Linked DNA regions of Homo sapiens: region 1 is linked to region 2. The links are chromatin loops, found by intact Hi-C in ENCODE. Cell type or tissue: mammary epithelial cell. All regions are shown on one strand. Each heading gives the region's core, and the rest is flanking DNA. Links, peaks and the distances in the headings are about the cores only.

Region 1 (8,568 bases), core at 229-8,228, 94 kb before region 2:
AGTGAGCATAATGTTTAAAACTTGGCCTCTGAAGCAAGGCAGATATGACTGCCAGTCTAAGCTTCACTTTACTAACTAACCTTGGGCTAGTTGCCTAACTTCATTATGCCTCATATTTTAAATGGAGAAAAAAATATATTCCATGTCGAATATGACTAGTTTGAGAAATGAACATGACAATCCATACTTGTGCTCAGAATAGTGACATGCACACAGTGAACTTCCAATATATGGAAATTATTTTATAGAGATTTGATAAATAAGTGTTGTAAAAGTAAATAAATAAGAAGAAACCACATTTCATCAGTTAAATATTGCATCATGGGGGAATCATATGGTCACAGAAGGAATCAAGCAGTTATCCTTACTCAAAAAAAAAAAAAACCATCTCTCATCTCTTTGAAGACAAGAGAGCTGGTTTTGGTTCTGGAAAATAAGACAATATAGAGTTAAGAAACAACACAGCATCTCTAATTCTCTTTTTCAAATGGGTCCACTGGTATTGTGTCTGAATAAGAGGGGGTCATTCTGCTACTTTAAAATAGGTCTATCCTGATAAAGCACATACCATTAAACCTCTTGTGTGATTTCAGACAGGGAATGAGTGAGTCAATATTGCAGTGACTTTGCAGGATCAAAGTCTTCCCTTGCATGGATCCTGGAGAAATCAGTGCAGACTATTGAAATATGACAGAGATTATCTCTATGTCATATTAGACTCTCTACTAATGTTTGTCTTCAGATGCTCCTTCCCTTTGCCAAAATTATGCAACCCCTGCACCACCTGTTGTTCCTCCCCAGTTACAGTAGACGTGTTAGTTATATAATTAATCATCTGAATATCAATGATAAAAGGTTTTTCACTGAATTAATTGATACATGCATACGATCATCCTCAGGAAGCTCACATAAAGGACGGATAAAGGAGAAACAGAGGATGATACAAAGTAATGGGGTGGGTTTTATAACAAGTGCATAAATATACAAATGAATACGAACCTTTGAAATCAACATCAGGAAGTTATGTGTGATGTCCCACCTGCTACCCAGCACATTCAAAGCCTCCTTCCAGCCTCACCGTGGACAGAAATCTACTGACACCTCCACTCTGGGTATGGCACCTTGGTTGATATCTACTTCCAGTAATACTAAATGTGTTGTTTTAACTTGAATCTTTTGTACATTTTTAATTTTTAATTAATTTTTACTCTTTCTCTTGTATCAGGTAAGAAATGAAAGAAATAATATTTTATTTTTCCAAGCCAAATTTAATCCAGGACAAGAACCTAACTCAGAACTAATGAGAAGTTCCAAATCAGGTATTATAGGGGAAAGGGAGAGACGAACAGGAGCAAGGCCCCACCCTCCGTTCTCAGTGGTCCCATTGCCATGGCTAAACCTCCCTGTCTTCCTGATCCATCACAGGAACTCCCCACACGAGTGGCTCAGCCACGGTGATCGTCCCGAGGCAGCGTCTGTCAAGACCCACACAGTCAAACCCATTCTTTTGGGTTTGGCTGTATTTTGAGAGGGCTTTATTCCCTTCCTCTCTATGGATGTCTCCCCTTATTGGGCTTTCTCTCTTTCTCGAAGTAATAACCACCTCTTTTTTCTTCACCTCATGCAATAGCCATCCTCCATTATAGCCCTTCTCTGCCACAATCTAGCTTCATTCTTTTCCATGAACTTAGACCTTGAAAACAGGGGCCTTCTAATGAATCTAGACATGAAAACAAAGCCCAAATTATCATGAAGTACATCAAATAATTAATAAATATATTACATACGTAACACTTTATTACTTTATTAACTGGCAAAATTAGCAAATATAGATAAGCCGGAGGCATAAAATAGTATCACCACCAAGAGAAAAGCACCATGGTGTTTGTGTATATCGTTTCAAATAATTTATATGAATATATTAATATATGTTGAGTTTTTCTAAGACAAAATAATTTATTAATAAACTGAATCCTCACTAAAGAATATGAAGTTTAATAGTTATTAAGCATAATTTGTCAAACTACACATATACAGTGTAGCTTTTGTGTACATTTCAATCACTCTCAGTTACGAGTCAGTGAGGCCTTTAAAGAATTTAGCTGAGGATCATCTCTATTGCACTGCATCTTTACCTTTCCTTCCACCATCTCACATACTACTTAAAAGGGGCCTTTTGTCTTCGCACTTTCATGCCAGCTGAAGGCATTCTCAGTCTCATGCTCTGCATCTGTCCAAAGTGTACCCATAAAGCATGGAAACCTTATTGACAGTTTCTCCCTCATTATCCCTGTGCCTAAGTCGTATCTACCTAGATCCAGAGATGCTAAGGCAGTTTTTCCCCCCACTCACTCTAAAGATGCTTTGTTTCTTCTCTTTTCACCTTGTGGAGGTCTCTTCCTCTGATCCCTAAGCTGGAGAAGCCCAGGGTTTTGCCACTTAACCATCGCATGCTCACAACACATTATGCTGAAGCTGCCATTCTTTCACCAGTTCACACTTAAGTTAAACTCATCTCATAATTGGTGCTAGCCTCAAAGCTGAGTTATTTTTCTCAAACTGGAGCTCTCCTTCCCCACTGATGTCTCTTCCTCTGCCTTGCACAGTATGAGTAAAGAGCTGTTCACTGCCATTAGTTAAGGCATTCAGCTTGGTTCAGAACCAGGAGTTTGTATAAGTAGTGTAACATTGAACAACAACAGCAATGACATTAAGTGTACATATTTTTACTTCTATTTATTCAAAAATGCAACACCTGATAATATTCAAAAGCACTCAAACCAACTCTCAAGCCTAAACACAACATAAAATTGAATAATTAAAAATAATGTAAAAAAATCATGTACATTCCTTTAAGTAATATACAAATAGCTGCTACCCATTACCTGAGCTGAAGTTAGCTAATACAAAATGGCATTGAATTTTACTGGAAGAATTACTTCAGCAAAGACAGACTGAATTCTACTAACAGGCTTCACTACATGTTACCTAAAGGAGTCTTTTTCTAAGAACCAAGAGGAAGAGAAAATGTTATGGCCACTAAAGAACACACTTATCTCCTTACTACTCACTTGCGGGGAAAACAAAATTCTTAGCTAGAAATTACTTCATCTGTTCACATCCGTAACCTCTTCACCAATGACAGTTCCTGTAAGTCACCCTCAGCATGAGAAATGACAATATATGGTATGGGGGAAAAAAGAAAGTGAACCGGAAAGAGCTAAGTGGGAAATCAGAAGCCCTGGAAAGGTGAAAGGAATGAAGATAACAAACTATTGAATTGTAGGAGGAGGGCAATTATGGGAAGAGGAATGTAAGAGATTGTCCATTCAAATAATCCTTCTAGAAGAACTGAGTCTAAAATATCTGATCAGGATTTCAGGACTATGAAATGACAGCAAGAAAGCAGGGAGCAGAAAGGTGGCATCGCTGGGAAGGCCTCTTGCCCCGAAGTCTGAGAAGGTTAACCTTCTGTGTATACAGAGTTTGCAGGCAGAGGAGCTGGCTTGGCAGGCTGGGCAGAATCAGGCCAAGGCACAACTCCAAAAAATGATTTTCAGGACTCTGGGTGAGAAGGAGAATATGTTTAAAATAAAAGTTTTGTCATGTGCATATTTTCTTCCTTACAAATCTTGACCTCAAGATATGTAAATTAGATTTTGTATATTCTGCAGGGCAACCTTGTCCCAAAGCACTAGGTCTGCTCTCCAGATAAAGAATAAAAGAAAGGCTCATCCTCTCCACCCAGAGGCTAGCCCTCCCTCCCAGGGATGTGGAGGTGCTGTAGCAATCACAAGTGCAGGCTGCTGGATAGTATCTGATCTGGCTACTCCTGGAAAACAAAATCCTAGGGTTATAAAGCAGCCCTGAGAAGCATTAGAAAAGACAAGCTAAAAAAGGAAGCAGACTAGCCCCTGCATGTAGAAGACAAATCCATCTGTAGTCTGCCTGGGGATATATGGGTCAGAACTGCCAAGCGGAGCAAACCATTGGAAAGTATTGTTTAGGTTTGAAAAGATGAGTAGAAAGAGAAAAATGACTGCTCTTTAAGTGGAGGTTAAGAAAGAAATAGGAATGGAAGCCCCAGTGTTCCACTTCTCAGCTATTCCAAAGGCACGTGACTCGTTCTTCACAGAATAGTGCTAAACAGAGCTGGGTGATTTGTAATTAAGCTCACAGACTAAAGAGTGAGTCTTATAAACAGCCAGTGATGTTGCTGGCTTCCCCCCAGAGGATTGAGACTTTGCTACACCAGCATCCTCAAAATAACATTATATTTCACTTTTAAATAAGATGTACATGAATGTTCACTTGTGCCCAATTACAGTAATGCATGATTTACATAAAATTAACTCTCCTGCTTAATTACAGTCACACAGGGATTAAGGGAGAAGGGGCTTTTGCTTTGTAAACAGTACCTGCTTTAACACTTAGCCTCTCCATGAAGTAACTAGTCCAATCATAAATGAAAATGAGTTCTTTAGTCATTGAGATTTGCCATATATTTTTATGGATCAGGATAATGTGTAAACTGAGTCAGGACTATGTGTAAACTTCCCTCAGAATTATGTGTAAAATGAGTCACCAGAGTTTTTATCTAGTTAGAGCAAAGGAATCCAATTCTTTTGAAATGTGAATGTATAAACTGGATTGCTTTGTAGCAAAGATCTAGGGTTTTGAAGTTTGGCATACAATGTGGAGTTTAACCCTCTGGGTAAGGAATCTGCAAAGGGCAAGAGAATGAGTCTCCAGTTTTCCAGAAGCAGCAAAGAAAACGCTTTCTTTAAAGGGCAATCCAAAGCTGCTTTGACAACAAGATGATTAAAGGCTGCCCCTTCTCTCATCTTACATCTGTCACTTTTCTGCATCCTGCTTTTTGTCACAAACATGAACAGAATTTTTCTCTGAATAGGACTTCAGAATGCACATTAACAGAGAATTAAAAGTGAAGTTCATTGCAAACCACCCCAAAAGAATTTTTCCTTTTCTCCGCCTCTGCCAGACCAGGTGCCAGAACTGGAGTCGAAGAAAATTCATTGAGCTGGCACAATGAGAAAATGATTGAAGGCAACAGGGATTGAAGTTTCATCGTTATCAGTTCAGTGGGGACGTGAAAATGCTTCTCTAAAAAGCTGCACAAAAATACCTCAAGGGGACTGAACACTCACTGCACTGGCTAACCACAAAAGATGGCAATTTCATTTTGCCACATCGTCAACCTTTTTTCACCTAGTACATAGAAGCACCAGATACCATAGGTAGAGAAAAGGCTTTGAAGGAGGGAAAGAAAACAAGATAACCTGTGAGCACCTAGGAAAAGCGTGGAAGAACAAGATCTTAGAGCAGATTGCATTTGGAAGAAAGGATTATAAATTGAAATTAAGCAAATTGGATCTTATCTTCAGAATATTGAAAAAAAAATCACATTCCTAACTCAGGGCTCAGTACTTAACTTCTTCAGAAATACTTCTAAACACTATTCCTAATAAACTAGATACCTATAACATACCAAGCACTTTTTTATAAAAGAATCATTAACCAGAAATCATTAACCAAGAATTGCATTTAATATGTGCAAGCATGGTATATAATACAAAATTATTTTACTTCATAATCCCTGCCCACTTATTTTGCAACAAAATGTTAAATGTACCGACCTTTTCAAGTCCTTAAATTTAGGAAGGCTTCTGTGGGAGAGGTTTTCAAAGGTATCTTTGGAAAGTCTGGAGATAGTACAGGGTCACTTGGCAGTTTGTGGGGGAAATTTTTCCAGTCATCTGTATTTTATTTCTTTCTTTCATCATTGTAAATTTTTCTGTCAGGATCTGAGGCATTAGAGAGATTAAGTTCTTGATTTTTTTTTGTTTGTTTGTTTGCTCCTTTGAAATCAAGGTCTTTCTGTTCTCCCGAGTTATCATCTCCCTGGCACTGGCTCTTTCATATTGTGCCCGATGCTATAAGGCATCCTTACTCTAAAATGCATGAATCAACCTTCAATTTTCCATCCTTTGATCCTTCATTGAGTTGTTGTTTCACAATATCAAAAAGCCTCAAAAGCTATGACTTGAATAGTGGCCATACTCAAAGGAACAGTATGACAGGCTTGATCCTGAATACACAAAATCAAAACGCCTTACATTTCACATGAAACCCTTTATTTGACCTGATAGTAATGGAATGAAGCTGTCCTTAAAGCACTGAATTTGTCTCTCTAGCTGCATTTGAAGATTTTAAGAATTGATATCATGGTTTATTGATTGTAATAATGTGTAATGTATATAAAATTATAATTTATGACTAAGGATAAAAACAGGAACATGTATGAACCTCCTACTCATCCTATATAGGAGTGGGATTGTTTGGGGCACTTTCTAAATATTATTTTGATTATTTTTTATAAAAATTCCCAGATATTTTATTATTTTGCCAATTTTAGGATGAAATGACATAAAGTAACAGGTAATGTTGCAAATAATGTGGCAAAGGTCACAGAGTCAGGATGAGCCACTGCCAAGATTTGAACCCAAATCAAACCAAAATCTATTCTGCTCCACCATATTATGCTGTTTTTTTATGTTCTGTTTTATACTAGAATTGAAGAAATAATACATCTTTTGAAGTTACATGTTGGCATCCAAATTTTTACTCCAATGATGGTGCAATTGCTTCAATTATTTTGAAATTTTGCTATGGAAATTATCCTCAGAGATAGTTTATGAACCACACCAGAATGCCTGTTTTAACATATTATAAGGATGCTGTCTTTCAATTTCTACCTTTCTGTTCATGCCTCTTCATCATTCTCCCAATTTTAACAAACTTAACCACACACAAAGTTCTTCTTGCCTAAAGTATAGTTGCCAGGGAAAAAGGCTAAACAAGATAGCTTCAGAGTCTTATAAGTGATATCATATCAGAAATTATCTTGTTCATGTGTATGTTTAGTTGTTTTTTCTTTTGGATCTTTTCCCTCTTACACCTTTTCACGCCCAAGGAATGTTACTCTTCGTGAGATCAAGAAGCCTGTCTAGTTGATACGACCCCAGTTCTAAGAACAGTTCTTGGCATTTTGTAGGTGCCCAATTAAACTTGATGAATGAATAAATGGGTGAAATTTAAGTCATCCCCAAGCTTCTTCCAAGTTGTGTGATATGACTGCTCTATGCCAGTCAAGAACGTAACTATGCCATTATGACATTAATCAGCAGAAGATGAATAAGATATGTTCAGTATGAAAGTTACTGGTCTCTAAATGGAGCCCCAAAAGTGTAAGCTAACAGTACAGAAGCAGCTAAAAGGGCCTCAGAGTCATGTTTTCCTTTCCTCTTTCTTCCTTCCAATTCTCCATAAGCCATACCAGTTTCCAGGAAACACCCTGCTGGGGTAAAGGGTAGTATGGAGCTGGTGTGCTATAAATTATAGTCATTACAACATGTCAGCAGACCCCCCAGCTGAGCTCTTTAACTCACTGCCATGAGAGCTTTCAAGGACATTCACTTTCAGGAAGGTTTAGGAGCATCAAATGCCTTTTGCAACCCACCAGGTTTTTTAACTCACGTGAGTCTGACACTTGTTAGGTGCATTTTATCTTGCAATCTATGTAATTAGGAGCTGTCAGATTAAAAATGATTTGCTGCCACTGAAAGGCATTCCAACTCTAAGATTCATTTGTAAATGTTGTTCTCTTTCCTTTGTCTCTCGTTGTATCCTTTCAATACTTAGTACAAAGCAGCATGAGGGGACAATGTATTGTGACCACCTTGATTGCCAAAGAAAGGCACATCCTAAAGCTCATTCAGAAAAAAATCAATGATTGTCAAGTCATTATTGGAATTTTCAGACGTCATATATACATCCTTACAATTGTCAAAATGCAAATGTGCTCTCGTTTTATTTCTTATTAATATCACTTATTTTTGACCTTTACTCAAAGAAGGAAAACTTTTTAAGTGGCTCTTGTTGGCAGAGATCAGAGTGGCTAAAAAGTGAAAGGATATGTAGAATAAAACTCAAACACAAAACTAGACAGGAATAAAGGAACAAGGGGCACCTAGTCCTGTTTCATTTGTTGAAGACACAGGCTCTGATTTTATCATTGGCCATTCATGTGAAGGGATTCAAGAAAAAAAGAAAAAATAATGTTATCTAAGAAGCGTACTTCCAAAGCTACTGAGGTAAAAGGTGTAAAATGAACCTTTCCTTCCATGAGATCAGCCATAAATGAAAGAGATGTATTCAGAATAAATTACCACCAGCAACAACATTCATCAACCAGGCTTTTGATGTCATATGGAAGAGTTGAGGGGTGAAATGAGGAAAAGCCATTTTAAATTACCTAATTCTAAGGATGTGCATTTCCACCCCCGCCTGGTTTAAAATTTCAAATAAATAAAAGCCTGCTTGTTAATAGTTAAAATGATTAGTAGGTAGAAGACCCTGGATCTGTCAGACCCAAAATGTGCTAGAGAGAAAAAATCCATAAGATACTACCGGAAATAAAACTGTTTTTAATTGTATATGTTACTATTATGTGTTTGCACATTTATTATTAAAATTTGATTACTCTTT
Region 2 (8,468 bases), core at 469-8,468:
TGGATGCCCATGTGCCCAACTAAAACTATATCACCATGTTAAAAACGACAAATTGCTACAGAAGAAAGCCCTTTCCTCTCATCCAGATTCCTGCAACATATCTCTGCTTAAATGGTCCTGGTTCAAAGAGGACTTCCTTGACCACCCTAAGATAGCATCCTCATCACTCTCAGGCCGCTTAGTCTGCTTTAGTTTTCTTCCTAGTGTTTATCATTATCTGATATTACATTGTGTTTTATTTATTATCTGTTTCCAATCTCACACCCCTCCCCCTGCCAAAAATATATGCTCCATAAGAACAGGGGCTTTGTCTCTTGTTCACTGCTGTATTCCTAGCACTTAATATTTACTCAATAATATTTGTTAAATGAATGACTTATGAAGGAACAATGTTCTAATGTGTCTTCCTACCTGTGTTCTTGACAAAAACAAAAAAAAAAGTAAAAAAGAGTTAACTGGCACCAGAGCACCAGAATTCTTCTTAGAAAGGGAGAAAACTTTCTTTTATGATAATAATAACATATCTTCTTGGGGTAGAACATAAAACCTAATGTCCAGTGTTTGAGTAATATTTCTTTTCATGATACAGAGAGTGGATGGAGGTAAGGAGAAAACAGAAGAAAGAAAACTAGGAGGAGAAAAACCAGCAAGATGTCAGAAATCTTCCTAACTGTGACTCTAAAACTTCATTAACATCTACTCCACTTAGAAATACTTTATGTGAGTGGATTGTATGATACTTAAAGAAGGGGTTGGAGTTTACAACCGGGCAGTTATGGAGAAGTACAGATATGGCACATAGAGAAACACTTATTTAAACCCAAGAGCCAGAGAAGGCCTTGAGAATGTAAGCTCCTCTAGAGTTTTCTAAAATCTTGGAGTTCCTAAATGACAGCACATGGGAAGTGGGTAAAATTTACCTTATATGTAAACACTATACATTATTTATGCTTCATCACTCATTTATGTAGGATTTCCTTATACATTTCTCTACTTCTTACTGACATCATTGATACACAAGGACTTTGGTTGGAAGAGATTCGAATCATATAATCATGTGCTTTTCATCATTAATATTTCTAGTGAAAGTAAACACTTGATTCCTCTTCACTGCCGTAGAAAAAGATAAGGCAAGACGTTCAGGCATTCTGCAAACTGCACCCTCACTTTCTATCCACACCCACTGCAGGATTCAATGACTCGATATAGAGTTCGCCCAGATAGGGTCAGATGATCTTTCAACTCCACCTTCCTTTCTGCATAATGCATTTTATCCTGGTAATATGCTTTTTTCCTACCACCTTTTGGTATTAAACCCAGTGTTAAGTTTTTCTTAAGGTGAGAATAATCACACAAAGTCCTTTATTTTGCTTTATAACACTACCTTAGCAGTTAAGTTTTGGAAACAGTAGTATGCATAAAACATATTAGATAGAGGGGTTCTAGGAACAAACCTAGACTATTAACAATAATTATTTTAGAATTACACTGTCATTGCAAACTACAGTTCCCAGTTATCTACTGTTGCATTAAAAAATCACCCCAAAACTCGATGACATAAAACACGTGGATGTGTCATCACATGGTTTTTCTTTCTTTCCATATGGTGAATATACAACCCTAGGACTGCCTCCTGTTCAAGAGGAAACCCACCCTTTGAAAGGCTTTCAAACTCCAACATAGAGGACAGGGGAAAATATATATGGAGTAGCCTGCTTAGCTTTCTTTGTTTCTTTAGCCACTGGGGCAAAGGGCTTTCTTTTCTGTGGGATCCTCATTCCAGGTCTCCTATTGCTGTCAGACCAAGAGTGCCCAGATTACTTTATGGACCTACATGGAAAAGGTCAACAAAAGAGACCACTGAGCTGCCTCTGGTCTAGGAATTATGGGCTAGTGGTTCAGAATAGGAAACCACATAGAAATTGGGACCAATTCCTTAACTGATAATAAAGTAGGTATTTTCCTGGAATGACTTCTGTGCTTCTGTGACTTAAACCTCTGAGGTTAACTGGTGTTCGGGGGAGCTGGTGATCAGCTGGAGGATTCTGAGTCCTAACCATACCCTGTCATGACTAAAGCCTTCATGGTCCTAGACTCCAGCAGAGCTAATCATTCCCTCTCTGTGCCCACACCTGTACCTCTATCCCTAGGATTTGTCTACCTACCTATCCTCCTAAGGTGGGAGATTTTAAAGGGTAACAAATACACACCATTCATCTTTGCATCCCCAGTGCCTAGCACTTATTTCCCACCAGCCAAGTGACCCATCTCTACATCTTATTGCTGTACAGATTCTTCTTAAACACATCACCTTCACGTGTTCAAAAACCTCCCCAGCCTGTCACTGTATCAAGTCTAAACTCCACTACCTAATTTCCAAGAAACTTCATAATATGTGGTAGGTAGAATTAATTATTTTAAGCATTTCTTTTAAGAACTGACCGCTGAAATTCACTGATTTCTCTCAGACAGAAAGAAGACTTAATTTAGGACAACTAAATGGTAAGTCTGGCTGCTCAGGGTAGTCTATTACTTAGTTTCAGGCCATCTTGTATGTTCCCATTACATAGCTCCTTCTAGCTCCCCTGATTGTAAGGTTGTCCAACAAAACAAATTGCATCACAGCATGAAACTATTCACTAATGAACTGATCACTTTTAAATATAATTTTTAAAGGATATATGCCAAATTCATTAAAATGATTACCTGACAAGAGAGGGAAGGGAATAAAATGGAAATGGTGATCAAAAGGGGCTCCACTTTATCTGTGATAGCCTTTTAAAAGAACAATCTATTCACGTGGTGATTGTTTTCAAAGGTGACTACAACAGTCTCTCCCAAGCGGCTCACCCTTTTGTCATGGGACATTACTGCTTCTCTCTCTTAAAGAGGTGGAGTCTATTTCCACCCCTTGAATCTGATCTTGGCCTGTGACCTACTTGGAACACAGAATGTAGAAGTGACAAGGGGAGAGTTCCAGAGATACCCTGCAGCCTTAAGACACCCTGCAGCTTTGCTTCTACTCTCTTAGAACCCTGAAGTACCATGTAAAAAAAGTTTGACTTCCCTACTAGAGAGATCAGATGGAGAGGCCCCAGAGGCTGAAAAATGGAAAAGAGAGAAATCCCAATATCCTAGTTGCCCCAGCTGAGGAGGCAGACACGTGAATGAGTCCATCTCAGATTCCTCAGCTCAAACTACAGATGAATGCATATGCCTAGCAGAAATAATCCATTCTAGTTGAGCCCTGACTAGCCAACCACAGAATCATGAGTAAATAAAACGTTATTTTAAGCCACTGAGTTTCATGCTGGTATGTTACACAGCAATAGATGACTGATATTACTTGTGTTATTCAAAATATATATTTTAAAAATAAATAAGCCCACACGCAAACCTTTCTTTCTATTTAACAACTAGCCTCTTTCCTTTTACCACCTCACACCCCATCTCTTTAATGTCTCTATTCATCTAGCTGATTATACAATATCCAACAATGCAATGCAAAATCAGCGCAAATCAATGCAAAATCAGGGTGAAGTGATTATAATGTGAAATCGCAAATTTTGCAAAATATGTAGGAAATCATGAAGTTGATGAAGGTAATGTTAGAGAAGCCCTTGAATCATGGGCAACTCCTCTGACAAATGAGAATCTGCAGCTGGAATAGTTAACATTAACATTTGAAGAAGAACAAATCTACATGGATGATGGCACAATAAGTGCTTCAAAAAGAAATGATTTGAATGTCAAAATTTAAGAGAGGCTCTTGGAAAATTGATGAAGCCCTCAAATATTTTTGAAATAGTGACACTCTATGATTTGCCCACAAAAGTCAAATGTAAAAGGACGTCGTGTCATGATATCATATAATTTTGTTAGAAAATTATGCTTCTTAAAATCAACACTTGATTCATCCTTTATTCTAATATTTAACACATTTTTGACCAACTAAATTTTATTAAATATAAGGTAAATTAATTTTAATAATGTTCTTACTTTTTTAAAAGATAACATCTCAACCAAACCTTCTTTTCACCTTTTTTGGTCTCTATTTTTAAAGCATTTGCTTTAAGTGGGTTTTGGTGGCACCAATTATCTGAAGAAATTGAAGGCCTCTGTAAATATCTTTAGTTCATCTTCCTAACTGGCAGCTATACTCATTGAGAGCAGGGTCTCCGTCATGCTTTGCCAATGTCTTCTGGATAGTGCTTCATGCATATAGCAGAAGGCAGAGATTCAACCAACGTGATAACCAATGGCCTGCTGATTGATTGGCTTACATGTAGGTGTTACTATTGACGAATGGCATTGTTCCATTATCAATCCCTGACCTGGTATGAGCTGGCATTTGTTCGTCTCAAAATTGTTCATAGAAGGCCTATTACAAACTTCCTGCTGAAAGCACTTTCAAAGGCTGGATACGTTTAAAATCAACTCAAGCATGTAAAGCCATTTTAGGAAAATAAGCCCCACATCCCAAGGTTCAGCTGAGGAGGGCCACATTTGAGAACAGGTGTGCCACTTCACTGAGCAGGAATTTTAAAATGTCAAACATTAGAACCACTTGAGAAACTCCAACTCAGCCTGCCAACAGACACTTCTGGGCACGTGTCAATAAATGCCTTGCAGAGATGGGCATTTGAGAAAGTCTCTCCTCACCAACTCAAAGTTAGTTAAAACAAATCATCACGGTAGGTTCTTAAAAAGACCACATTTTATTTTTCCTCAGTCTCACTTCTTGAAAAAAACAATCATTTTTTTAAATGTGGTCATTCAAAAAGTTTCCATATATTACATAACAGTCATAACAGCAGTATTACTTTTTTTAAATATCCCTGAAGTTCAATCTCTTTTAACTTATTTTGTATCTGCAACTGCAAGAGTAATAAGAACTGAGCTGTTTTCCTTATCATTATCAGAGTTAGTCCCATTCCTTTGCAAATGAGAAACTAATAATACAAACTTGGCTGCAGTACCCTTTAAACTCTATGCCTCCCAGTAGGACACCCGGTGTTCTGCAACCCATCAGTCAGTTCTAGGGCAAATGCAAACAATACTTTCCGTTACAATAACTTGTATCCAGGAAAAAGAAACAGGCACCCTGTTGCATCTGCAGCATAGCAGCCAGAGAAAAGTTTACCAGCTTTAGCCAATTGGAAGCTGTGGAGCTGGGCCAAGTTAGCATGTTTTTCTCCGCCTCTAGATGAAGTCATGATTGAAATATGACATTGAAAGGGAAGGGGAACAGGAAAGAAAAGCTAAACCTGCAACAAAGTGTCCTGTGCCCAGAACGCGGTTAGGAAGTGTGTGCATACGTCTGAACCCTAAATGGTTCTCAGTTCTGTAAACTTCTCCTCCCACTGGGTGGAGTAGGGCCTTTAAGAGCAGCTGGAATGCAGTTCCCCTGATCAGCGTAGCCAGTTGTTGCCTGTCTGAACCTCTGCCAGTCCTGGAGACTGGTGCCCTGAGCTCCAACCAGCGGGCCTCATCCTACACCCTCACCACCGCAACTTCTCACCCGAGCAAGAAGCAGCTCCCAGAGAGAAAGAACGTTCCCACCTGCCTAGCCATGGGAGAGGACGCTGCACAGGCCGAAAAGTTCCAGCACCCTGGGTCTGACATGCGGCAGGAAAAGCCCTCGAGCCCCAGCCCGATGCCTTCCTCCACACCAAGCCCCAGCCTGAACCTAGGGAACACAGAGGAGGCCATCCGGGACAACTCACAGGTGAACGCAGTCACGGTGCTCACGCTCCTGGACAAGCTGGTGAACATGCTAGACGCTGTGCAGGAGAACCAGCACAAGATGGAGCAGCGACAGATCAGTTTGGAGGGCTCCGTGAAGGGCATCCAGAATGACCTCACCAAGCTCTCCAAGTACCAGGCCTCCACCAGCAACACGGTGAGCAAGCTGCTGGAGAAGTCCCGCAAGGTCAGCGCCCACACGCGCGCGGTCAAAGAGCGCATGGATAGGCAGTGCGCACAGGTGAAGCGGCTGGAGAACAACCACGCCCAGCTCCTCCGACGCAACCATTTCAAAGTGCTCATCTTCCAGGTCAGTTCCCCCTATGCCTCCTTACAGGCGGGCTGGAACTCCTTATCATTCTTGATCTCGCTCATCCTGGCTCTCACAGCCATTTTTACATTTGTCCTGCCTGTCAGGGATCACACATACAAGGCACTGTCCCCTGTCTGCCTGCGGAAAGCAAATGTGAAATCTTCACACAGGGGTGGGAATTTCCCAGGTCACTACAGACTAATCCAAAGAAGATGTCCCCGGGCTTAGTAGGCCCCGGGTCATTTGTCAGGGAGCACCTGGATGCACTCTGTACAGGTTGGGAAGATGTGCAGGTGCGTGCACCCTAGTCAAATTCATTTGTCTCTTTGCATTAGGAGCTTAGGGCTCTGGCTGCAGCTGTTAGCTGGACAGGGCAAATTAATTCAGTGGCTGTTCATTAACTCTTAGTGGAAATGAAGTGATCATGTGAGGTATTTTGTGGTTTTTTTAACCAAAAAGTCAAACTATCCCTTTATACAAAGGCTATCAACGTTTTGGGGACCAATCAAATAGAGGATTGATTCCATTAGAGTTAGCCTTGTTCTTTTAAGACTTTTTTGGGGCAAAGCAATCTTGTGGAGTTCTTTTCTAGCAAATGCACTAGAAAAAGAGAGTACAAACACACTAGACGTGCCTCTCCTTGTTCAGAGAGACCACAACTGTTAAGTAAAATAAAAGGAGTGTTATCAGTTATAGTCACAAAGGCTAGTCTTAAATGTTTCTCCTTCAAACGGTTGCCTTAGAATAAAAAGGCCACTTAATTTTTTTTAATGCATCAATGATGCAATTAATGTAGCAAGAGGCTATCTGGGGACAGGGAGATTGCGTGGGGCTCTTGTTCCGCCAAGTGGTGGGCATTTGTGAATCCCAGGGCAGCCCTGCCTAATGCTGGAAGCCCTTCCGCCCAGTGGAATCCAGCCAGCACAGAGCCCAGGAAGCGATTGCCATCCTCGCTCCAGGGCTGTCTCGTTGTGACCATATGAATAGGAGAGGATTTCAAAGCCATGGAGGGGAGAGGCTATAACCAACAGTTTGATTGTGAAAGGCACACAGGGAAAGCCTTCATCTCCCAAGAGAGATTTAGAAATTGGGATTTAAACCGAGGGAGTCTTCTTTTTCAAAATGAATCTGCTCTGCCAAGTTAGAAGCCTTCCTACCCCCATAAAAGGAAAGACTCATCTCGCTGCTTTTTTGTCCTCCTCAAATTGCACTTGAATATTGTAAAGGTTTAGGGAGCCTATGTCCTCCTCTACCTTGCAGGCTTTTGCAGCTGAAAACTTTTCAGCTTTTAATGCAAATGCAGTAGCTTTTCATGCACCAGATGAATTGAAAAGAGATACTGTAACTGGGCCTTTCTTAAGCCATATGAGATCCTTACTTTATTAGCCTAAGAGATATTAGAAATCTCAGCTCTCAAGCCATTTCTAAATTAAATACTGATCTCCAAACAAAACCAAACATGTACAGACCTGTTTAAGTCTGAGACACCAAAGGAAATTTTCCTGCTTCCAGTATGAATCAGGCAAATTATCTCTTGTCCCATCCCTCAGTTAAGGAGGAGGAAAAAAGTATTTATCTTGTAGAGGAAAGTCACAATTCGTCAGGATTGGGTTTTGTTTTGTTTTGTCATGGATGTTCTGCAGATGTTGGGGGGAGGGATGGAGAGGATATGCTAGTAGAAATTCAGGAGAATTATAAATCTGACATTAAAAAAAAACTGCTTGGGAACTTAAAGGCATATGCTGTTGTGAGGGTCTGACATGGTCTCCTGTTTTGTCACATTGAATTGACAGGTGTGAAATTGCAGCCAGATATGGTAGAAATTCTCCATATAGTGAGTAAAAGCTGAAACAGGGGTGCTCAAGACCAAACTGGAAGCTAAGAATATCCACAGAAATGTGCTCGGACTCCATTCTGGGCCCTTTAGAAAACAATCCCCAAGGACACCTTTAAAGAGCATTTTAGGAGGCAGGAAACTAGAGGCAAGTGACTGGACCTTTCTTAAGCCGTGTAAGATCCTTTATTAGCCTAAAGGATATTAGAATTCTCAACTCTCAAGGCATCGCAAGATGATTGTTTTGTATAAAACTAATGCAAGCACAGTCCCTCAGTGGACTCTCTTGTTCCTTCTAAAAGTAGCAGTTTCCCCAGAGTAGTAATTATGCCAATGGATAAAATAATAATTTGTATTAGAGAGTGGTCCAGTATAGTAGTTCAGAAGATAAATTTTGGAGTCACACAAACAGTAGTTCAAATCCTAGTTCTACCACTTGCTAAATATGTGATATTGGACACAGTTTGTAGCTTCTCCAAACCTGTTTCCTCATCTATACACTGATGATATTAATAAGAGCAAAAAAAATCAAGCACTTAATAAACCCAGCATACATTGGTAAGCATCTTATCTCAT

What was found. Peaks named below come from ENCODE experiments on the same cell type or tissue, not always from the same donor. Only the 100,000 strongest peaks of a DNase experiment are listed, where the experiment ranks them.
Region 1: a loop joins it to region 2, with 1.8 times the contacts of the local background. A loop is called at or near these places in 2 of 110 quality-filtered maps.

The regions. Positions count from the first base shown.
Region 1 is chr2:191,937,879-191,946,446 of GRCh38, reverse strand. All of the region lies in intron 1 of CAVIN2-AS1 (CAVIN2 and TMEFF2 antisense RNA 1), which reads right to left. Among named protein-coding and RNA genes, the nearest start is that of CAVIN2, 95 kb to the right of the region's middle. In mammary epithelial cell, for the core only: no CTCF peak of the experiment used is centred there; a DNase peak (open chromatin) is centred at 3,936.
Region 2 is chr2:191,844,030-191,852,497 of GRCh38, reverse strand. CAVIN2 (caveolae associated protein 2) reads left to right here and starts at 5,410. Exons shown (of 2, transcript NM_004657.6): 1 at 5,410-6,055. The coding sequence starts at 5,573. CAVIN2-AS1 (CAVIN2 and TMEFF2 antisense RNA 1) reads right to left here and starts at 6,010. Exons shown (of 4, transcript NR_187184.1): 1 at 5,727-6,010. RefSeq lists an enhancer at 5,197-5,705. In mammary epithelial cell, for the core only: a CTCF peak has its summit at 5,280; DNase peaks (open chromatin) are centred at 5,307 and 7,537; H3K4me3 peaks cover 3,273 bases; H3K27ac peaks cover 2,980 bases.